3 separate regions of the Homo sapiens genome follow, and all the other regions are linked to region 3. Evidence: read pairs that join two places in POLR2A ChIA-PET (ENCODE). Cell type or tissue: OCI-LY7. All regions are shown on one strand. Region 1 overlaps PTPRC (protein tyrosine phosphatase receptor type C). Region 2 overlaps ATP6V1G3 (ATPase H+ transporting V1 subunit G3). Region 3 holds the start of LOC124904478 (a long non-coding RNA gene).

Evidence for each region. Peaks named below come from ENCODE experiments on the same cell type or tissue, not always from the same donor. Only the 100,000 strongest peaks of a DNase experiment are listed, where the experiment ranks them.
Region 1: POLR2A ChIA-PET joins it to region 3 with 15 read pairs; 9 of 35 experiments call an interaction of 5 or more read pairs at or near these places.
Region 2: POLR2A ChIA-PET joins it to region 3 with 22 read pairs; 6 of 35 experiments call an interaction of 5 or more read pairs at or near these places.

What each region holds. Positions count from the first base shown.
Region 1 is chr1:198,652,604-198,660,603 of GRCh38, reverse strand. The region is part of intron 2 of PTPRC (protein tyrosine phosphatase receptor type C); the gene reads right to left. It overlaps PTPRC-AS1 (PTPRC antisense RNA 1), which reads left to right. Exons shown (of 3, transcript NR_199042.1): 3 at 2,783-3,051. Among named protein-coding and RNA genes, the nearest start is that of PTPRC-AS1, 11 kb to the left of the region's middle. In OCI-LY7, no CTCF peak of the experiment used is centred here; DNase peaks (open chromatin) are centred at 2,913 and 3,783; H3K4me3 peaks cover 4,502 bases; H3K27ac peaks cover 6,689 bases.
Region 2 is chr1:198,532,456-198,540,455 of GRCh38, reverse strand. All of the region lies in intron 1 of ATP6V1G3 (ATPase H+ transporting V1 subunit G3), which reads left to right. Among named protein-coding and RNA genes, the nearest start is that of ATP6V1G3, 4.2 kb to the left of the region's middle. In OCI-LY7, no CTCF peak of the experiment used is centred here; DNase peaks (open chromatin) are centred at 4,625 and 5,365; H3K4me3 peaks cover 1,340 bases; H3K27ac peaks cover 1,380 bases.
Region 3 is chr1:198,595,356-198,603,355 of GRCh38, reverse strand. LOC124904478 (a long non-coding RNA gene) reads left to right here and starts at 4,488. Exons shown (of 2, transcript XR_007066781.1): 1 at 4,488-4,590; 2 at 5,373-5,632. In OCI-LY7, CTCF peaks have their summits at 4,244 and 7,258; DNase peaks (open chromatin) are centred at 4,365, 5,105, 5,485, 7,315 and 2 weaker places; H3K4me3 peaks cover 5,015 bases; H3K27ac peaks cover 5,527 bases.

The DNA.
Region 1 (8,000 bases), 57 kb before region 3:
CACAGTTTCTCCTCTAGACTGTGTCACAGATGACAACCTCATAACCTCTACCTGTTGTCCTGGTTCTACCATTTATTTCAACACAGAATACACACACACACCACACACACACACACACACACACATATATTTGGGTGTGTTTATGTAAATTACATATTTCCTCTTTCATATAACTTTATATTCAAAATTTAAACACAGCTGCACAAAAGATAAATGTGCAAATCATAGGAACACAATTCACAAAGGAAATGTAAATAATAAGCATATGATAAAACCCTGAACACAGTAAAAATTAAATTAATCACAAAATGGTAAATTGAAGAAATACCAGTTTTTATAAAAGTAACACTTTTGAAAATGATAAAATTAAACTCTGACAAAAGTATGTGAAAGGAAACTCATACAATGTTAGGAAGAGAATAGAGGAAACAACTTTTCTGAAAGCCATTTGTCAATATATATGAAGAGACTGAAAATGTTTTCATTTTTTAACACAGGAATTCCAGGTCTAGGACACTATATCAAAAAAAAGATCATATATATATATATATATATATATATATATATATATATGGACATATATATGGACAAATATATCTATATATTTATATAGATATAATCTATTTATATAGATATATATGTCCATATACGTGGACAATGATTTCTGTATGATGATATGCATTTTAAAGAAAAACTACCAAAATATCTTTCTTTGAAAACTAAAACAACTAGTTTTACAGAAAAATTAAGAAAAATATTCTTGGTCAGGCACAGTGGCTCACGCCTGTAATCCCAATACTTTGGGAGGCCAAGGCGGGCAGATCACCTGAGGTCCTGAGGTTGGGAGCTCGAGACCAGCCTGAACAACATAGAAAATCCCTGTCTCTACTAAAAATACAAAATTAGCAAGGCATGGTGGTGCATGCCTGTAATCCCAGCTACTCAGAAGTCCGAGGCAGGAGAATTCTTTGAACCTGGGAAGCGTAGGTTGCAGTGAGCTGAGATCATGCCATTGAACTCCAGCCTGGGCAATGAAAAAAAAAAAGCAAAAAAAAAAATATATATGTATTCTTCAAAGCCATGTTGGTTTGGTCATTAAACACACACTGTCGATTTCCTCAGACAGTCCGAACTATCGTGTCCTCAAAATGAGCACTGGCCCCCTCTGTCCCTCCACTGCATGGGGCCTACACAAGAAATCCCACCTGGGGAGGGGCCACATGTATCTTTTCCACAAATTTGTCTTCTGTTCCTTGGCATAGAGCAATACTAACATTTGTGAAATATTTGTAGAAAACACAGCTGCCTTTTCTACAAAATATGCAAGTAATTACTATAAAATAGTATGTGTCTAGTGGTGACAGACAAGAGAACAAGGCAGAAATCAAAACATGAAGAAGCTGGTGTCTCCTTCTTAGAGACCAGGTGTCTCCACTAGCCCATTAATTGTCATAATGGCCTCTGAGTTCTAACCTTAAAAAAAGTATATTCTCTTATCTCTCAAAATTTTAATTTTACTTGAAATAAGTTGGTTCTCAACTTCAAATTCATCATTAAGATATTTTTAAAATATGATTTTGAAAAATCTTGTCTGGAAAGAAAATTCTTTTCCTTAGCAGAACGCCACAGAAATGCAGATACTTCCTGCGCATGTCTGTAGGGTAGTACCGTATCAGTTATTCAACTTAACGTTCTCAAATGATTTGATGAAAGCACTCTTTCTTCTAAAGATTCTTACTCTAAAAGGTAAGGGTTAGCTGGATTTTTTTTTTTGGATTATCATGAGGAGCAACCAGAAAACTGTGCTACACTCTCTAAGGGGACACAAATTGTCATAATTTTCCAGAAAGGAACATAATAAGAACAGAAGTGCAATTCCATCAAATCTTGCCACATATGTGTTACATTTAGTATTCTGGGTAACAAATGCCAAACTTTTAACCACTTTTCAGGGGTGAGAGGAGAGGAAAGGACAGAGCCGGCATAGAAAACTTGTTAATTAGTCTGTAAAAGAGCAAGCAAAAGACTTCACCAAAGTTACCACTTCAGGACAAGAAATATTTTTCTTATATAGGAGAGACTGATAAATCATGGTAAACATTCTACGTTATCCTTATCATTCCGTCTCAAGGAGGTATGTATACATTGTGTCTTTCATGAGCACAATTACAGTCCACATCACTTTATTTTATTCCCTCCTTGTATAAGAAAGCAACATAATAAAATAATACTCAGGCTCAATATTTTGCCATTTTTACTATCAGATTACCAGTCATAGTGTCAGTCTATCTATACAAAACATGCTAAAATATTCCCACGATACCAGATTATCTCATAGAATTATAGAGCCTCATCAGTTCATGTGTATCATTATTAATTCAACAAATATGTATTTAAAGGCTACTCTGTAACGATAGGCACTGCCTATACAAAGACAAAGGAAAACATCTCTCTCTCTCTGAAAGGTGCTTAAAGCAGAAAGAAACTAAAAACCAAATAAGGAAGGGTATTCCAATGAGACAGACCAGAAAGATGTCCCTGTGGGCATGTAGGATGGCTGAAATGTATATGTGCTCCACATCTCTCCCCTGGAAAGGTGAAAAACCTGTACTGTTGCACAGAGCTTGGGCACAGTTTAGTTTAACACACATTCATCGAGTATTGAATCATAATTATACTATTTTTGTCTGTGGAAGAGATGCCACAAATGCATTTTTTATGGGCTATAAAGAAAGCCAATGTCAACAAGAAACCTAAAAAAAATGTGTTTGTGTTCATTCAGGAGTAAAGCAGAGACATTCAAAGATGAACAGCAATTCTGAATGGAAAGAGGCCAGCTGTAAAACGTCATAGAAGACCTGCAGTAGAGATACAATCCTGAGAAGAATATTTAGCAAGAATGGGGTTTCAGATTTCTGGTATTTCCATATGGGTGGAGATTGAAGAAAAAAAAGAAAAGAGCAAAAGTTTTCTCATAATGTTTTGCAACTTCTGCTTCCGGGCCCAGTCAGAGCCCAAAAGCAGCAAGAGAAGTAAAATGAAAACACTGAACATTTTTTTTGTTTTGTTTTGTTTTAAATAATAATTAATTTTCACTCACAAAACTGAGTATACTTAATTCAGGTATGTTTGAGATTTCAAATGAATATCTATAGTGAATGCATTTTTATTTAAAAGGAGAAAATGGTTTATTCTTGACATCCTTTCTTAGCTTAGAGAGAAATAAAATCTTCAGAAAATAGTGGTGGCTTACAAAAGTTGGATTTTTTTAAAGGAATAAAATGGAAAGCACGAGTAATCTGATGATAATATTCAATAACAGAAAAAGTTCTTGCCACTAACACTTTATCAACTATAAACATAAAAACCTACTTTCTTAAAGATTAATTATCTACACTGTGATCAGCATAAATGCACAGCTAATTTTTTTCTGCTCTAGTAAGTGAATATTTTGGATTTCAGAATGAACTTTGCTTTACTAGAAAGAGGTAAATCAAAATATTTAATCTACATAGGAATACATACAGTGTGTGTGTGTGTATATATATATTTATATATATACACTATATGTATTAAAAAAAAAACCTCTTGATTCCATCCTATGGTGGAGTTAGAATGTTCTATTAACACAAGTAGATATTTCGTTTTAAACAAAACTGATTTTTTTTCCTACACTAATTTAATCTCCTTGCCTAATGTTCTTTAGTCCTCCAACAGGTCTGCCTACTTAAACAATTTCTAGTCACAGGATGTGGCTGCCACAGTTTTATCTCCATCTGGCAGAACATAACCAACCTGCTTGAGCTCTCAGCTCCTGTTTTATAGCAACTAAAGTTTCCTTGTTCACCCGCTCCCCCACGCCACCTCCATGACGTGCATTTCTCGTAAAACTACAGATCAGTAAACTTCCTCAGGGAACTTGCAGTAATGTATGACAAAAAAAAAAAAAACAAAAAACAAAAAACTAGTAGCCCTGTGATGTGTAGCAGAATTCATCAGACTAGCTGTCTGTTCTGGCACTGATTGCCAGGCAAGCTTCCATTGTGCCTTCATAGCTCATACACAGTGCACTTTCCCTGTATTAGGCCCTTGTAGGTATCTGGATCCATGGGCAAAAACTTGAGTAGGGGAGGGAAAGAAAGGGAAGCAACAATACCTTTTAAGTCAAAAACTGAGAATAATAGATTGCTATTTCTTCTATATGCAAAGGATGAAAATATACCTATGACCCTTTTCACTGTGAAATGCTTAATGTTTGTTCTAGCAATTCTTACTGGAAATGACTGCCTTACACAGTTGCAAATGTCTTAGAATAGTATAGTGAACATCTATGATTGGAAATAAGTCCCTGTTAATCTTTCAAATAATGACCAAATTTTTGTAACCTCTGGTAGGTACAATTCGTAAATACATGGATAACTCTTACAGGACAAAAATTACATCCTACTTATAGTGAATATATTTTTATATCATTTTGTTAAAACTTCTTAAATTTTTCTAATAGTTAATACTTAATTGTTACTACAAAATTCTCACCTGTGAATCTTTTAAGTTTTTTAAAAATTATGTGATATCTCCTTTGTTCATTGTATAGAGTACCCAACGAACTTCATGGTGAGTGATGCTTAGTGGGTGCTTTCTGATGAAGCATCCAGTAGTTTAACCAACTGGTCTAGAATAGCACAGTGTTACTGCTGGGAGCCATAAAGAAATTATTTCAATGAAGTTTGTAGTTTTCAGTTAAGGTGGCTAGGGTAGGCAATTTTGCCCTCAGTTGACATTTGGCAATGCCTGGAGACATTTCTGGTTGTCACAGTCAGAGCAGGTTGGGTAAATGTGCTGCTGTGTCTAGTTTACAGAGGCAGGAATGTTGCTAAACATCCTACAATGCCCAGGTCATCTCAGTTCTCCAACTAGATTGTCCACAGGGTCAAGATTCAGAAACTAGTCTAAGCTGTAAATCTCACTGAAAAAGAAACCAGGCTTAAAGAAGTCAAGTCACTTATTGAATACCACATACCAGAATCTCAGTCTAGTGAAGAGGAATTAGTAATAGAGTTAGGATTCAAAACTTGTCCCAAAATGCCTAATCCAACATTCATTTCATTGTATCAGGCCACAGAACAAATACCTCATAATATGCTGGAGGAATTCTAGACCAAGTTCCCTCATTTTTGGTGTAACAAAGGACAAGTCACTAAATATCTATGAGTTTCAATTTTCTTTTTTGTAAAATAGATGCGTTGAAATAGATTATTTCTAAGGTCTCTTGCTTCTCTAAAATTAATTGTTGTATAAATAATGCTACTTTACATTATAGTAGTTTCCAAATTCCTTTTCTCTTTCTTTAATTTTTTTTCTCTTTTTAAAATGTTTGGTACAGGAATTCTAACTCAAATAAAAGCAGGAAATATGTCAGCTAATTAAAAAAAACCGGCAACTTGAACAATACTTGTCTCTCAGTAAATAGTAAAGACCATCACAAAATAAAAGGTATTCTTATTTGTTATTATTTAATAGAAGACACATTCTCTGGTCCATTTATATCCTGTATACAAATTAACTTATTTTGATTGTATCCATGCAATCTAAGACAATAAAAATAGAAGAAAAAACAGCCACATAAACAGCAAAGTGTTATTACTGATTTAATTGAATTGATTTGACATTTTCAGTCCACTGATATATTTCCTGAGATAAAAGTTGCCCTTAGTATTCATGAATCTGTAGTTCATTCTTAGTAATTTTAACATGAAAAATTGATGTGTTTAAATTTTCACTTTAATATTCATGTTTTCTATAAAATATTGTAAAATTCTAAGATATTATGGTTATACATATTTATTACTATTATTACATATTAATGTGAATTTTGAGAAACTTTCCTTTGCATGATTTTCTCAAATTACAAAATATATTATTCTCTTATAAAGGACAGCAGGTTTAAAATGGAGCAAGGAGCATTGGAAATATATTTAAGGGGAGGGAGGGGCCAAATTTGGTTGTTAAATACCATATTTTATTGATTAAAGAGTTTGGCAGATTAATTGCTACAATTGTAAAATAGGACAACAGATAAAAAGAGAAAATATATAGTTGTCTTTTCTTCACTAAAAAAACTAGTACTTGTAATCTGTGTATATAAATTTTTCGTGTACCATATAATCCCTAATTTTAAATCTCCTTTCATTATAAAGTGAGAGAATGAAATCTTAGCTATCACATTGTTGTTTCAATCCACTAGCTAATTTTTTTAAATCAGAAGAAAATAAGCTGTCATTTATTTATTTATTTTACTCAAAAAGAATTTTAATCTGACCCATGTGCCACTGTTATTGTTAACCTCTAGACATTTTAACAGCATTTTGATGGACCTTAAATCAATTAACACTATAAAGGAAAACATCTGTGGCTCTAATACATTTTAGAGTTACTCTTAATATTTTTTTGTAAGGATTTTAAAATGCATTTAATTAAATAAAGCCACTGAAAATTCCATAATTCACAGTGTGTTAAAATACCAGATATTAAAATCACGTCAATTTTATTAACAAACATGAGGCATGCATATCTGTAAGAGGGAGTTATTAGAAAAGCCAGCGGAAGGAAATGTTTTCTTGCCATCAAATCCAGATGTTCAGTTCATAAAATGGAGGCCTAGAAAAAAGGCAAGTTATGGCACTGAATAACATTAAGAAGCGTTACCTCTGATAAAATTCATGGACAAAATAGATCTTTAAATAAATAATGCTTTACTTTTGTCTTAAAGTAGTATTTTCTACTTTACATGTGGAATAGAATAATGGGTGAATTAAAATAAAAGGCACATAATTTCCTTTTCCACAAACACCTTTATGTAAATATTCATATGTTTTAAAATGTAAAGAATACTCTTTAGCAAAAAGATGATCCATGGGAAGTATTTTCTTCCAGACACTGACAAAACTTAAACTGGAGCGAAGATTCCACAAAAATCATGGCTCTATGGATGGCAAGGATTATTTTTTCTTTTCCTTGATCTGTTGCTCTTTAGCAAATACAGATGTTTATAGAATAGATTAATTACAGAATAGGAGTTCATGTTGACAGTGGTTGAACATTCTGTATTTCAGTATTTCAATTTGTAAAATAATTTGTGAATCATTTCTTGTTTTTTTAATCAAGATTTCAACTTTTATTCCAATTCTTAAAGTGAAAAACCAAATGAGAAACTAATCATAGTAGTGGTAACAAAATTTCTATACTCCTTTATCGTTTTTCAAATGCTTAAACAGTATAACAATTCCTCATATTATTTTGTTTTGTTACACTTAATGAAGTGATTTTACATTCATTTTCTATAACCACCTTATACGTAGACATGTAAACTAAATTAAAATTTAGTTTAAGAGAAAGCATTTTATTAAGGCTAACAAAAAAGTCCTTTGGATGCTTTGAGCATAACACATTTGTTCTTGAAAAGTGACTAATTAAGATAGATGGGAAGATATGTACAGTTAAATTGATATTAATAGAAAATACCTTTACAGTGTTCCTGAAAAATGGAATGTGACAAAACTGGCACAAATTTTACATTTGACAACTAAAGGTATTTTTATTATTCTTATTTTCTTGCCTTTGAAGTACTTCTTATATTGTATCTGACTCGTTCTACTTCCAGAATTTTGAGGTTCCACTTGCCTTTGATCTTTCAGTAGCCATTCCCAATAGTTCTTTCATCCACACCATCGAGCCGCCCTTGACATAACACCATCTTTTATTCTTAGAAAAGGGAAAATCTTTTATTTCAAAGGCTTTGGTGATTTTCCCTCATGGGTCACCCTGAAAGTATTTTTCATCTTCCTATGGGTGAGAACCTCTTATTCCTTGAGCCTCTGGATGGACTCCTGGGTTCCCTCTCTTCTAAAGTTACCATTCAGCAAGGAGGAATCACAGCTATTCACATTTCAATGATGCTGATTCCTCTTTTACCTAGATGGAATGCTATTTCTTTCATTTAC
Region 2 (8,000 bases), 63 kb after region 3:
TCCCTGTGAGACCTTCACCCATTCATTAAAATTACCCAGCCATATGTTCCTTATTTCTAGAGCAGGGATGAAGTTTCCTCATTCAGATCCTTTTGAGAGGTCATGTGTTCATGGACATTAAGATTATAGAGATGTGGGCTTAAGCCTTGGCTATGCCATGCCTGTTTTCTCAACATTGTTAGGGGGTAGAAAACCTCTGGATTGAATCTACTTATTAGTGAGTAAACCTGAGCAAATTACTTATTTTTTATAAGCATCAGTTTTCATTTCCATAAAATCAGAATAATAATGGCTCATTCTCATCCCTCTCTTGGTAGCTTTTTAACATCTAATATTTTAAAATATTTTCATTTTATTCTCATTTTCTACCTCTCTTTTTATTTTTATTAATTTATTTTTTAAGAGATGAGGGTCTCACTATGTTGCCCTGGCTGAACTCCAACTCCTGGACTCAAGAGATCCTGCTGCCTCAGCCTGCCAAGTAGCTGGGACTACAGGCACTTGCCACTGTACTCAGCTCTCTTTTCATTTGGTCATGCATTCATGTACTTACATATAGAATGTCCTCAATGAACTTCAACACCTTTTCTATTCTCTTTGATACAACAGCCAAATGAATAGGATATTAACATTATTCCCAATGTATGCAGAAATGGAGTCACTGATTTGTTCAAGGTTATATTTTAAAAATAGAAAATATTGTGCCAGGCACCATGCTCATTGCTTATCTTTATTCCTCACAACCTTTACTGAAAAAGCAAAAGTGATGCTTAGAGAAATTATACAACTTGTCTAAGGTCACACAGAGGGTAAATGGTAGAGACAAGATTTAGATGAGCTATAATTTCCAAGCCCAGATCTTAACCACTGTGCTTTACAAAATTTACACAATTTGCATAATAAAAAAATTAATATGTCTCAGATCTACAACTGGAATTCAGATTCCCAAGGCCAAGACATTTTTTTCACTATCCCATTTCATATCACCTCATTATTCAATCTACAATAATTTGTAGTGTCATTCACTCTCCTTGTGTGTCCTGCCTCTGCAATTAGATTCAGTCTGGCAAAACAGGGGCCATATTTTCAAAATGTTACTTATGTAACTCTTTGGATGAATGTAGTGATGGGATTGGAGTAGGTACTGAATTATTTAAACGTAATGAATGAAATGAAGGAATATATTACAACATAAGAAAGTCAGTCAGAAATAAGGCAGGTACACTAAAGTTTTCAACCACAGGTAAAATCATTTCCTTTTCTTAAGATAAATAGATTTCCTGAACACTCAGCAATGTGGGCATCAACAACATAAAAGGAATGACTCCAGGTGGAGATGATAGAAGAGGAAAGGAAGAAGAAAGATAGTGAAGGCAAACTTTACCTATTTCTCAATTTCTTTTTCTACAACGAAGTGTGGAAATAGTTGCAAGATGATATGAATGTAGAGTAGTTTTATAGAAAACAAAGCAGTTCAGGACCTGTGGTTGAAGCGGCATAGAGAATTTTCCCTTTTTAAAAATTTCAGGGTTTTCTTTTCTTCTTCTTCTTTTTTTTTTTTTTTGAGACAGGGTCTGCTTCTGTTCCCAGGCTGAAATGCAGATGATCTGGGCTCCTTGCCACCTCCATCTCTCAGGCTCAAGCCATACCTCAGCCTCTAGAGTAGCTGGGACCACAGACACACGCCACCACACCCGGCCAATTTTTGTATTTTTGTAGAGACGGGGTTTCGCCATGTTGTTCAGCTGGTCTCAAACTCCTGAGCTCAAGAGATCCACCTGCCTCTGCCTCCCAAATTACTGCAATTACAGGAGTGAGCTACTGTGCCAGGCCTTTTTAAAAACTTCTTTAACAATATTTAAAACTTTCAGAACAGAAGACCAGATAATTTAAAGATGTGATAGTTATGTTGCCTTTGCTTTCTCATTATGGAGGATACAAAATGAAATATTGAGTATAGATTAATCAATATTATTGTATGACTCAAATAATTTTTACCAACTATTTCTCCTTTTTTCGAGTCATTAAAGAATAAAAGAATTGCTATACATGCAAGCTGTTTTGGGGTGGGAGCCGCTAAGGGCAACCTGGCTTCAAATTTCAGAATAAAGATAAAAGTCCAATTTCTTTTGCTTTTCTCTAGTGAATATGCTGTCCTTGGGCAATCTTTCCTCAGAATTCAGTATTGAAAAGTACATACTGTCTTATTTCTATACAAAAATGTTCATTTCATTTGCCAGTAACTTAAAATACCTGCATATTTTTTTCTTAATCTACCATGTCTTTGTTCATGAATATTCAAGGGGATATTCAACCAGTAATAGTAAATACCCAGGCTTTAAAGACATTCTGGAAAATATTTTGACTTTCAACAACTAACCTCTGCACTCAGTTTTATGGAGAATGTCAGCCTGTCCTCTTTGCCTCAGAAGCCACAGGCGTTGAGGTCAGTTTTAACTGGATAGAAACTGTTTTCTTAAAGCTATCAGCAGGTATTAAAGTTTATAGTTACAACAGCTTACTCACATAAGCGATCTATGGCAAAATAGAAATATTACCTTATATACCAGTATGTTATAACTTCCCTAATGTTTCAGTGGTTTTTGTTTCATTTATTTAATTCAATAAGTGTTTATTGGGTATCTACTAATTCCAGGCCACTTTGATGTTTACACTGATAAATAAGACCTAGTTCTTCCTTAAAGAACTTCCCAGTGAGATAAATGCACAAATGACTATTTTAAAAAGGGAAAGGAGGCATGATGACAGGAGAGGTAAAGATAGTTATCATTTTAGTAAACCCATATACTTTTGCTTTATTTTTTCATACAAAGATTCATTTGAAATTCTGACATATTAAGGCAGAATGATATTCAGAATGAGGACCAAGAAGTCACAATAGTGAACACCATTGTAGAAGGTCTATGGTCATTTTCTCTTTCTTAAATCCATTTATTTGCAAGACTCTCAGAAACTTGGGCATAAAGTGCTAGAACAAGACTCTTGAGTGTATTATTTTTAAGAAAAAGAAAGACAGGAAGAAGGAAGGGCGAGAAAGAGGGAAAGAGAAAGAAAACAGCAATTCACATGTTAATCATTTCAGGAAAATACAAGATTAATATGGTTATTTTTATATTATGCTGAAAAAATATTAATATATTCCATTAAGGAGAACAGCCTCAGATCCTGGTGCAGTTGCTACATGATACAGTATATGGTCTAAGTGTTTTGCCTTTAGGGATACTGATAAGGGATTATGAACCTGATGTATCAAGAACTCTCCAGAAGGCCACGCGGTCTATAGAAATTGAATATGCAAGTCTCTGCTCTCAAGACATCCACCAGCTACTGAGAGAGATGAAATCTGACAGGGACATGGGCAGGAATGTGGACAGGCTTCGGAAGTCAGACTGGGAAGTAGTAGAGTATAAAAGCATTGGCTTGAGTTGAAAACCTACAATTCTTAATGTCATTTAACATCTCCAAGTTTCAGACTTTCTTTCTGTAAATAAAAATAGAAGTTATAATACACGCACACACACACACATATGACCAAGAGGTTGTAAGAATCAGAAAAATATGTGTAAGATAGTAAAGCAAAATACACACTAGAGTTATTTTTATTTTTAATATATGTCATGTATTTTTGTATGTTACTGTAAGTAATAATGATAGAAGAATGATATAGACTAGAATGATCTCATTCCATTTGTTTTTACCCCTGCTGTAAGTTCTGCATCTACTTTTCCTAAAACGAAGAGACTGGGACTGCTTCTGGTAAGATGACTAGAAATGTTCAGATACTTTCCTGTATTCACTGATTACAGGTTATATTTATTAGTTAAAGCTCTCACTCATTTTTATGTGCAAAACTGCCTTACTATTTTGGTTGAATTTAGATGAAATCACAGTAGTTTGCACTACTTTAAATTATCTTACCTAGATTCAATGCTCTTTACTTAATAAATTGTTCATTAATCAAAACATAAAAGTGGGTGTGTTGGTCCAAGACAAGTTACCTAAACATCAGAGATCTGCCATGGAGCTCCAGGTTTGGGGTATTGAACTGAAACTTCAATCAGAATTAGATTAGAAATTCAAAGTACCATTATCAACAGGAGGAACAGAGACTTGTGTTTCTCTGAAATATGTTGCATTTTTACTTTTAGTCATGACCTTTTTTAAGAGAAGTATTTACTTCACTTACACCCATTGCAAACTTTTAAAACCCTATAGCTCTGCATTAACATTGTTCTGAAATACTCAAATGCATGCAATTCAACATCACATAAAGAACTCATATTCCCAAATCATTTCTGAACATACATGGCATACTCTCCTAGAAATAAACACTCAATTTATTTACTTTGGAAGCTGCAGAAAGTAGCATTTGTGCTTAACTAAAAATTACAAATTGCATTACAGGATATAGATTGAAAGAAATAGCAAAAAAAAATGTAAATTTTCTAATCTGGATATGAGAAAAATGGAACAAATAGCTATATTAAAAATGTCTAAAAGCTACAGACAATTGTAATACAAGTGAAGAACACACTGCTCTAGCTTTCTCCCAAAATAGTATGGTCAGTACTCACCCCCTACAGCTGCTCTGCCTGGATGCCAGTCTAACTTCTGCTTCTTATTAGCTGTGTGACCTTGGGTGGGTTACCTCTTAACCTTGCTGTGCCTGTTTCCTCAGCCTCAAAATGGAGATACTAACAGTACCTACCTCATGGAGTTGTCATGATTAACTGAGTTAACTCTTATAAAAGACTTAAAACACCACTTGGCATATAGAAGGTGCTCAAGAAATTTTAGCTGTTAATATTATTTTAATATCCAATAAAAAGAATTTTGTTGCAAAAACAGCAAAAAAGTCCTGGAGATTTCTTAAGCATGGTCCACTATGAGGCAAAATACATACTTAAGAAAATATTTCTGCATTCTAGATAATACATCAGATAATACTGTAATTCAGATTTATTTTTGTGAGTCTATAGGATGCCAACCATCAATAATTTTTTTAAATCAGCAAATTTCCTATTTGCTTCCAAATATGCATATATTCTGAATTATTTAAACAAGCACCTCAATTTAATAAATTCTTCACTATGCAAGTGGATGTTTTTGTTCATAAAGACAAGACTTTTAATAAACTAATAAAATAAAAGTTGTTATATAAGAATTTCATGGCCCTGTCTTGCATGTTTTGTAGGCTTGTAAATACTTCCTCTTCCTTTATAGTCCACAGACTAACAGGGTATTTGTAAGTGTATTGGGCTTTCATTTCTTCAGGTGGGTAATATTAAAATAATAACCACAGAGCATTTTCATCTATTAATAGCATTTGGTTATATTCAGTCCAGGAGCTACACAAAACTATTTATTGTATTTTTAATAAGGAAAATACAAGTAGAAGAAAAGCAAAAGAAAACATTCAGGAAGCAGAGATCTGACAGGAAATAAATTTAGTGTAAGAGAAGCTCTAGCAGTGACAGTCACCAAAGGAGAGGCTGCCTCTTTGTTTTTCTGGTGACATTTCTTTCCCAATGTTTGTAGTCACTGGGAAAAATAATAGCATTCTTTGAATCAGGTTGGTTTTATCACAATATTGACAATCGCCCAAAGCCAAGAAGTTTTGTTTGGTTTGGTTTTGCTTTGTTTTCTGAGTGGTAGAATAGATCAAAAGTTGTTATTACTAACAGAAATCTTCAAACATTACCAAAGTACCCTTTGTTTATACAGCAAATAAAAATGGCTTCTGAACTGTTTATGCATATTTTTGTCAGGTGGCACATTCATTTCAATACCTACTATTTTCACCACACTAGGGTATCTGGCTTTGTCTCCAATGCTCAACTAGCATTGTTTTCTCTATGCTCCTTGCTGATTCTCTGCATTTGTTTCCTAGAGACGCTGTAACAAATTACCATATACTAGGTGGCTTTAAACAGAAATTGATTATCTCACCATTCTGGAGGCCAGAAGTCCAAACAGAAGGTGCCAGCAGGGTTGGATCCTTCTGGAAGCACCGAGGGAGAAACCCCCATGCCTCCTTCCTGGTCACTGGTGGTAGCCAGCCATCCTTGGCACTCCTTGTCTCGCAGCTGCATCATTTTAATGTATACCTCCATCAATACATGGCCTTCCTCCCTGTGTGTCTGCTCTGACTCTGTGCCTCTGTATTCAAATTTCCCTTATAAGAGAACCAGTTGTTGGATTTAGGACCTGTCTTAATCCCTTATACCTCATTTTAACCTGATTACATCTGCAAAGACCCTATTTCCAAGTAAGGTTACATCAGAGGTACCAGGAGTTAGGACTCCAACATATGTTTTCGGGGGGCACAATTAAATCCTCTAGCTGTCAAATCCACTTGACCACCTTGAGCCCTTATTTTATTTTCTTTGTTCCCCTTTGTTGGTTAAAACTTCTCAGAGAAGTTGCCTATGTTCCCTGTGTCTACAATGTTTCATTCCATTTTCTATTGAACACTTCTTCCTATAACTCCACCAATAGTTCCTCTTGCCCAGATCACCAGTCTTGCTAAACCCAATATTAATTCAATATCTCATTCATAATTAGATCCCTCTTTCCTCTTTGAAACTCTTTCTTCATTTGACTTTGGAACACTACTCTCATGGTTGGCTTCCTGTTGTCTTCTCAATCCTTAAAGTCGGACCCCAATTTGGACCTGTTCTCTTGGTTATCAGCAGATACTTCTGAGGTGCTCTCATCTGATCTCATGGCTTTACAGACCAGCTTCAAGTTGATGACTCCCAAACTTGATATTCCCAGCACTCGTTGCTTCCCTGATCTCTAAGTTCATATAAACACCAGCTGTCTCAGCATCACTATTGGATGTTGAATAGGCATATCAACGAAATTGCAGTATTGACTCCATCCCCAAAATAAAATGTTGGTGCCATCATTGACTCATATCTGTCTCTCATGCTCATGTATCAATTCCACCTCCAAAATATATCTACCCTCTTCTTGCTAACTCCACTACTACTTTACCATTTCCAGCAATTATTAAATTTGCCTGAACAATTGCAACAAATTTCAGACTGATCTTCTTGATTCTCCTTTACCCCTATAGTGTATTTTCTATTTTCACCACACCAGCCAAAGAAATTTTTTTTTTTTTTTTTTAGACAGAGTCTCACTCTGTTGCTAGGCTGGAATACAATGGCGTGATCTTGGCTCACTGAGCCTCTGCCTCCTGGGTTCAAGCGATTCTCCTGCCTCAGCCTCCCAAATAGCTGGAACTACAGGCACGCACCACCATGTCCACCTAATTTTTGTATTTTTAGTAGAGACCGGGTTTCACCATGTTGGCCAGGATAGTCTCGATCTCTTGACCTCATGATCCACCTGCCTCAGCCTCCCAAAGTGCTGCAATTACAGGCATGAGCCACCGTGCCTAGCCAAGAAATCCTTTTAAATTACAAGTAGTATTATGTCATGCCTTGGCTAAGAACCCTTCATGAATTTAGTATTCCAAAGACCAAAATTCTTACCGTGCCCTGTGAGATCAATATGACCTGGTCGTGCTACTATCTTTCTAATACCATCTCCTAACATTCATGATTGAATATCCTGTTCTCTTTGCTCCAGCCATGATGGTGTTTTTGCTCTTCCTTCAGCATGGCAAATATCCTCCCACCTCAGGGCCTCTGCACTTGCTGTTCCCTCTGCCTGGAGGACCCTTCCCCCTGCCTGGAAGACTCTCCCCCTTCAGATATCTGCATGACTAGTTGCCTTATTCCTTTAGGCCTCTGTTCACATATTGTTTCATCTGAGAGGCCTGATCTGTCTAAAGTAGAATCCACCATCTTTCTTTACCCCTTATTCTCCTTTCTTCTTCACCATCATCCCTGTCATATTATATACTTATTGTCCATTTTCTATTTTTATCTCCCCAACTACATTCAGAACACAAACTCCATGAAACAAAAAGTTTGTGGCTTTCACTGCTATATCCATAGATCTACAAT
Region 3 (8,000 bases):
TTGCACAATGGGAAGATTATCAAAAGTTTTAAGCAAGGAGTTACAAAATCTAACTTACATTTTTATTCCTTTTTTTTTGCTATTTTTCAAAAAAAAATTAATCTGACTTACATTTTTAAAAGCTCTCCTTTAAAAACTTTGCATAATATGATGCATGTACTATGGAGATCCAAGAACTGATGTAAGGATATCAGCCAGGGAGCTAGCGCATTGGTCAAAATGAAAATTAATGATGCTTGATGCTTGGAAAAAAGAATGGAAAGAAAGAGATGGAGAAAAATCAACAGGATCCAGATATAGTTTTGAGGTAAGATTGACAAGACTTGAGGCTTTGAATTTGAAGAGGGTGATGAGGGTGAGGGTGAAATTTGAAGGTGGAAAGGTTCAAAATCAGAAACCTGTTTGTAAAGAAATTAAAAGTTTCATGACAAATTCATACAGAAATCAAAAGAAAATATCAAAACTATATGGGCTTCTTGATAAACTGGATGACATAATATTTTGAATTTTGAATTAAAGTATAGTTTTGATGATGAAGCTGGGTAATGAAGTGAATTCTGGGGCTGACCTACTAAACTACTTTTTAATCATTTACCATTGAGTGGGAGGAATATGGAAGTCATAGTTGACTAAATTATCTAATGGGGGTTCCCTAACTCCTCTCTCTTTTCACAACAAATTTTTAAAAAGTCAGATACTTCCTTTTTCAACTTCCCTTATAGCTAGGGAGTGCCAGGTAGACTTGTTATTGCCAACAAGAAGTGAGTGAAAGCATGCTTCTGCTGCATGTGTTCCTAGAAAGATGTTTCTTATCTGATAAAAGAAGAGAGTCAGATATACCACCTCTTGTCTCGCTCTTTCCTCACTCTCTCCCTTATCCTGTTCTCCCTAGTCTTTCCCTTGCTCTACTGTAGATGTCGCTTCACTTTCTCCTTGTGTTCTCTGACATGTGAGCCATGAGCCACAACTTGGTTTAATAATGTGATTTGGCTGTCTCTCCTCATGCCTGAATAGTCTTGTCATCATAGTTGCTTGGACCAATAAAATGGGAATGCAAGTGAGGTGTCATTTCTGGGTAGCAGTGTTAAGAAGTCCTATAAATCACTAAATATTCACCCAGAATTCTGATAAATCAAAACTGAAATATCCTACTCCAGACATCTTGTTAAGAAGGCAATAAATATTGATGTGGTTTGGCTCTGCCCCCACCCAAATCTCATGTTGAATTGTAATTCCCAAAGTTGGGGGAAGAACCTCTTGGGAGATGATTGACTCACAGGGGCTGGATTTCCCCCATGCTGTTCTCATGATAGCAAGTGAATTCTCACAAGATCTGATGGTTTAAAAGTGTGTGGGACTTCCACTTTTGCTCACTCTCTCTCTCCTGCCACCATGTGAATAAAGTGTTTGCTTCCCCTTCACCTTCTGCCATGATTGTAAGTTTCCTGAGGCTTCCCATTCATGCTTCTTGTTAAGCCTGAAGAACTATGAGTCAATTAAACCTTTTTTCTTCATAAATTACCCAGTCTCAGGTAGTTCTTTATAGCAGTGTGAGGACACACTAATACAGAAAATTGGTAACAGAAGGGTGGGGTATTGCTATAAAGATACCTGAAAATGTGCAACTGACTTTGGAACTGGGTAATAGGCAGAAGTTAGAAAAGTTTTGAAAGCTCAGAAGATAGGAATATGTGGGAAAGTTTAGAACTTCCTAGAGACTTGTTGAATGGTTTTGACCAAAATGCCAATAGTGATATGGACAATGAAGTCCAAGCTGAGGTGTTCTCAAATGGAGATGAAGAACATACTGGGAACTGGAGTAAAGGTCACTCTTGCTATCCTTTAAGCAAACAGACTGGTGTCATTTGCCTCTGCACTAGAGATCTGTGGAACTTTGAACCTGAGAGAGATGATTTAGGGTATCTGGCGGGAGAAATTTCTAAGCAGCAAAGCATTCAAGATGTGACCTGGCTGTTTCTAAAATATATGCTCATATGCATGAACATAGATTATCTGAATCTTGAACTTATATTTAAAAGAGAAGCAGAGCATAGAAGTTTAGAAAATTTGCAGCCTGGCCATGCAGTAGAAAAGAAAAACCCATGTTTTGGGAAAAATTCAAGCCAGCTGCAGAAATTTGCATAAGTAAAGAGGAGTCAAATGTTAATAGCAAAGACAATGGGAAAAATGTCTCAGGGCATTTCAGAAACCTTCTCAGCAGCCCCTCCCATTACAGGCCCATGGCTAGGAGGAAAAAATGGTTTTGTGGGCCAGGCCCAGGGCCATTGCTTCAGAGGATGCAAGCCCCAAGTGGTGTTTGGCCTACAGTTGCGCAGAAGGCAGGAATTGAGGTTTGAGAACCTCCTCCTAAATTTCAGGGGATGTATGGAAACACCTGGGTGTCCAGGCAGAAGTCTGATGCAGTGGAGGGGCCTTCATAGAGAACCTCTACTAGGGCAGCAATGAGGGGAAATGTGGAGTTGGAGCCCACATGGAGTCCATTCTCACACAGCTGTAAAATACTACCTGAGACTGGGTAATTACAAAGAAAAGGAGCTTACACAGTTCTTCAGGCTTAACAGGAAGCATGACTGGGAAGCCTCAAGAAACTTACAATTATGGTGGAGGGTAAAAGTGAAGCAAATACCTTCTTCACATGGTGGCAGGACAGAGACAGAGTGAAGGGAGATGTTCCACACACTTTAAGCCATCAGATCTCGTGAGAACTGACTCATTATCAGAGAACAGCATGAGTGAAATCCTACCCTGTGATCCAATCACCTCCCACCAGGTCCCTCCCCCAATGTCGGGAATTACAATTCAACATGAGATTTGGGGATGGGACACAGAGCAAAACCACATCATTCCTCCCCTGGTCCCTTCCCAATCTGATGTCCTTCTCACAATTCAAAACACAATCATGCCTTCCTAACAGTCCCTGAAAGTCTAAACTAATTCCAGCATTAACTCAAAAGTCCAAGTTCAAAGTGTAATCTGAGACAAGGCAAGTCCCTTCTGCTTATGAGTCCACAAAATCAAAAACAATCTAGTTACTTCCAAGATATAATGAAGGTAGAGGCATTGGGCAAATGCTCCCATTCCAAATGTGAGAAATTGCCAAAACAAGGGGGCTACAGGCCCCATGCAAGCCTAAAACCCAGGAATGCAGTCATTAAATCTCAAAGGTCTAAAATAATCTCCTTTGACTCCATATCTCACATCCAGAGCATACTGATGCAAGGGGTAGACTCCCAAGGCCTTGAGCAGCTCCGGCCCTGTGGATCTGCAGGGTACAGCCCCCATGGTTGCTTTCATGGCCTGACGTTGAGTGCCTGTGGCTTTTTCAGGCACACAGTGCAAGTTGTCAGTTGCTCTACCATTTTGGGGTCTGGAGAACCATGGCCCTCTTCTCACAGCTCCACTAGGCAGCACCCCAGTGGGGATTCTGTGTGTGGGCTCCAACAAAAAAATTAGCTGGATGTAGTGGTAAACACCTATAGTTCCAGCTCCTTGGGAGGCTGAAGCAGGAGATTGCTTGAGCCTTGCAGGTCAAGGCTGCAGTAAGCCATGATCAGGTCACTGCATTCCAGCCTAGGTGACACAGCAAGACGCTGTTTAAAAAAAAAAAATTGTGGGTGGAGGACATGAACAGAAATATATTTCAATTGATGTCAATTTGTTTGGTACTATTCAAGGTTTCAGTATCCACTGGGAGTCTTGGAATGTATCTTCTGTAGATAAAGGGCCACTACTGTATTACAATGCCTATCAAATGTCTAGCAGAGAGAAAGGGCTCAGTAAATATTAGCCACTCCACCTCCAGAACAATAGCCATAGAAATTTTACTGTGAGAGGGTAAATAGATGTTTAGTTAACTGTTTTCAAGTACAGTTTCCAGTAGAAAAATAAGTATACAATCAAATAAAATGTCCATTGTTGCAATACCCTGAAATAATTTGAAAAATTCAGAATCTACTTAGTTTTAAGGTCTTTGAGGTCAGGAGTGAAACCTAAACATAAGGAGGCTATAAAGTACTAGACATTTTGTGTTCTTTGTAATTGACATTTGAATAAATACCAGGGGAAACAGGAAGTGAGCATGGAAAGCTTCTAGATGCACATTCTAGATACTGTAGGGAGGCTCTGCTATCTGCCTCTCTAAGTCTGTTCTGTTACAATGCAGCTAAGTCTCACCATGGGTTCTCCCATCCCTAGAGTGCTCCCTTAATCTTTGTTCCTGGCCTTGGATCATTAGACCTGCAGTTGTTACAGCCCCAGATATCGGCAGCTGTGTTTCTAACCATGGCTTGATAACCCAACCATGAACTTTGACCACCACCATCTGGTTTAACGATGTGGCTTTGTTGTTCTCTATTCAAGCCTGAATAGTTCCACCATCACGCTTGCTTGGCCCAATGAAATGTGAACGCAAGTGATGTGTGACTTCTGGGTGGCAGGGTTAAAAGCCCGGGTATGATTCACCAAGCGACCTATTCCCTGCCACATGATCCTGGGGGCAGATGGATAGCTGATCTCTGAGTGACTACAGTGAACAAAGAAAGAAAGACTCCTGCCAAACCTTGTGGACAGGTAGTACAAGCAAGAAATTAACTTTTGTTCTGTTAAGTCTCTGAGATGTTGGTTGTTGTTTTCCATTGTATAACCTACTTTTCTTGACAAAAACCCTCATTAAAGCAGAGCCTGAGCTCCTCTCCACTATTTAAAGAACTTGGGGATCTAGATCAGGACTAGCCATCCTGGAGATGTTCAGTAAAGATTCTCTAATTGAATACAAAATGTCCAATAACAAAATATGGGTTTTTTGAAGGCCCAATAGAATGGGTCATGTTTTAGTCTCATTTTATGATTTATTAAAGTCAAGGATAGCAAAGAAAGTAATATTTTTTAAGATGCTTAAAATAGAGTGTTAAAGTAGGGGAGAGGTTCTTAACCTATTCCCTTCACTCTTGTGTGAGAGAAGCTATCATTTAAAACCCTGGCTCTTTTCATACTTCAATCCTACTGATGTTTTTCTTTTCTTTGAGACGGAGTCAGGCTCGAGTGCAGTGGTGTGACCTCTTGGGTTCAAACGATTCGCCTGCCTCAGCCTACTGAGTAGCTGGGATTACAGCTGCATATCACCATCCTTGGTTAATTTTTGTGTTTTTTAGTAGAAATTAGGTTTCAACATGTTGGCCAGGGTGGTCTCAAACTTTTGACCTCAAGTGATCTGCCTACCTCAGCCTCACAAAGTGCCGGGATTACTGGCGTGAGCCACCATGCCTGGCCCCTACTGACTTTAAAAATATGAAGTTGTATGGTTGAAAAGTAACAGATTTTTCTTCCATTTTCTTCCTTTTCTCACTTTTCAGTCAGATAATTGGAATGTTCCCTTTGTAAGGTTGGGAAGAAGGACGATCAAGTGGGTAGCTAGCTCCTTGCACCTCTGTGGAAGAGCTAAACTTCCTCTGTGAAGAGCTTCACCACAGGGCCCTTGGCACTGGGGACAGAGTGGCACATTTATACCAAGCACCCACTTCCACTTTCTCTCTAACACTTGAAAACTTTCACAGTACTTTTTCACTAAGGCTACTGTCAAGTCTGAAAAATAAAGACATTGTTTCACTTAGAAGTTGTATTACCTGTGGATTATTTAAACTCCCCTAAATGACATCTAGATGATATAGTAAGAAATTTGTTGTGTAGTGTACAGTCAACTCAGATACAAAGAATGTAATGGCTTTAGTGAGCCAACTGTACTTGTAAAATTAAAACTTAACCAACATGTTGAATCAGGCACATAAAGTATTGGCTAAATTCATTTGCTTCCTTATAGACATTACTTTAGAAATTCCTCTTTAGTGTTTAAATAAATAATAATCTAAAGTAAAAAGCACAAACAGGAAAATAGGCTTTACAGTTAATTATTTTCTTTTGAAGTTTTATTCTTATTGTTTTTACTCTCAAGAAGTGGCGAAGTATCTTTAACTGGGTAAAAGTAGATTGTCTTTACCAAACTGTATATTTGGGTTTTTGTGAATTCCCAGTATCTTTTGGGGTACATACATAGTGTGCCAACATTTGAAAGTAAACAGAGAAATGAATTCTGCATATAAGTCTGGCTTTTTACGTTAGGTTATGATCAAGACAAGTTGATTTGTTCCTGGACACAAGGTGAGCCCATATGCTACTAGGTTACCCCTCACCTTGCTAGACAGATGCAGATTTATGAGGGCAAACCTTATAGGAACATCCTCTATCATTCCTCAGATGATAAGGCACTGGCTCCCATATTAAGTTTTAACAATCTAGTGAGTGAAAAATGAAAAACAGCGAGTATCTCTGGATTTAATCACAGACACATAAGAAAAGTAAAATTATCATTCAACCTCAGGGATAGTGGATGAAGGCAGAATCTTAGTCTTATAAATTTAATTTAATACATGAAATGCCTCCAAGATTTGAGGCTTTGTGGGATAATAAGAAACAATCACGGAAGACCTGCACTTTGAATAATCCAACGTCAATTTTTGCTTTTTATCTTACTCAATCTCTCAGCAACATTAGACATGGTTGACCCCTTCCTATTTCTTGAAGTATTTTCTGTGCTTGGCTCCCAGGATGCCATACTTTCCTGATTTTTTTCCCATATCATTGGCTTCTACTCCTTTGTCTTTTGTTGATTCAGTCTCAATTCTCCAGCCTCTGAAGTTTAAAATGCACCAGAACCAGTCCATGGACTTATTTAGCCTCACTCTTCCTACTGATCTCCACACAACGCCATGTGTATGCTGAGGACTCTAAAATATTCCGTCTCTTCCTTGGTGTCCAGACTTGAATAACTGCCTACCTGACATTTCAACTTGCATCTCAAACTTAACATAACTCAATTTTCCTCAATAAAACTTTCCTCTCCATTGTTATCCATGTTAGTATATGAGACCATGATTTGGGCAAAAAACTTGGAAATAAATCTTTATTCCTTTTTTTCCCTCATATCCACCCAATCCATCAAATTTTATCAGCACTTCCCTTAAGATATTCTATAATTGTATCATTTGTTACTACCCTTGTCCAAATCTACGTTTACTCTTGACCCCTTGCAATCAATTTTCTACACAGCATCCAACATGTTATTCTTTAAAATGTTAAATATTTTTCTTTGACACATACACTATTGCTGAAAATCTTACAATAGCTTCTCATCACACTTAGAATAAAACCACAGTGCTTTCTTCCTAAAAGGTTCGTATTATTTGAGCACTTGGTTCTCTCTCCAGTCTCATCCTCTCAGTCCTGTGAACTGTCTCAAGCTACAGTGACCCCCACAGTGTTTTTTGGCAAGTCAGTCATGCTCCTATTGCTCTTCTTAAATTTGCTTATCTTTCTGCCTCAAATGTTCTTCCTCAAGATAGCCTCATGGCTCACTCCCTCAATTCCTTCAGTGTATCTTCACATTAATCATTCAAAGAGGGTCTCAAGTAATGTAACCAAATCTATTCCACACTCTCCTTTATCCCCTACCCTGCTCAATTTTTCTTCATGGTCACCAAAAACAAGTAAAAAAATGAGACAATGATCTTCGATACATTGGACATCAAACAATAAAAAACAATAATTTCTGAAAGACTGGAGTCAATCAAGGTGATCTCTAATTTTCCTCAGCTTATTGATTTAAAAAAATAATCCAGACCTCAGAACAGGGAAGAGGAATGCAAGTACAGCCTAGAGAACTTCCTGAGTTGAGGAGATGAAACCAAGAGTCTGGGGAGGCCAACACAGCTGGAGTTTTCAGGATATAGTATATGAAAATAGAAAGCTGCACCAAAAAAACCCAAAAAAAAACAAAACAAAAAAAACAACTCCAGAGACCTGCAGAAGAAGGTCCTTTTTTCAGCAGAATACTGATCAACACATGCATGTGAGGAATCCATCCAAAGCCAGGGGAAAAAAAAACACTCAAAAAATTAGAGAAAGCAGTGTCTAGCATTAACACTGAG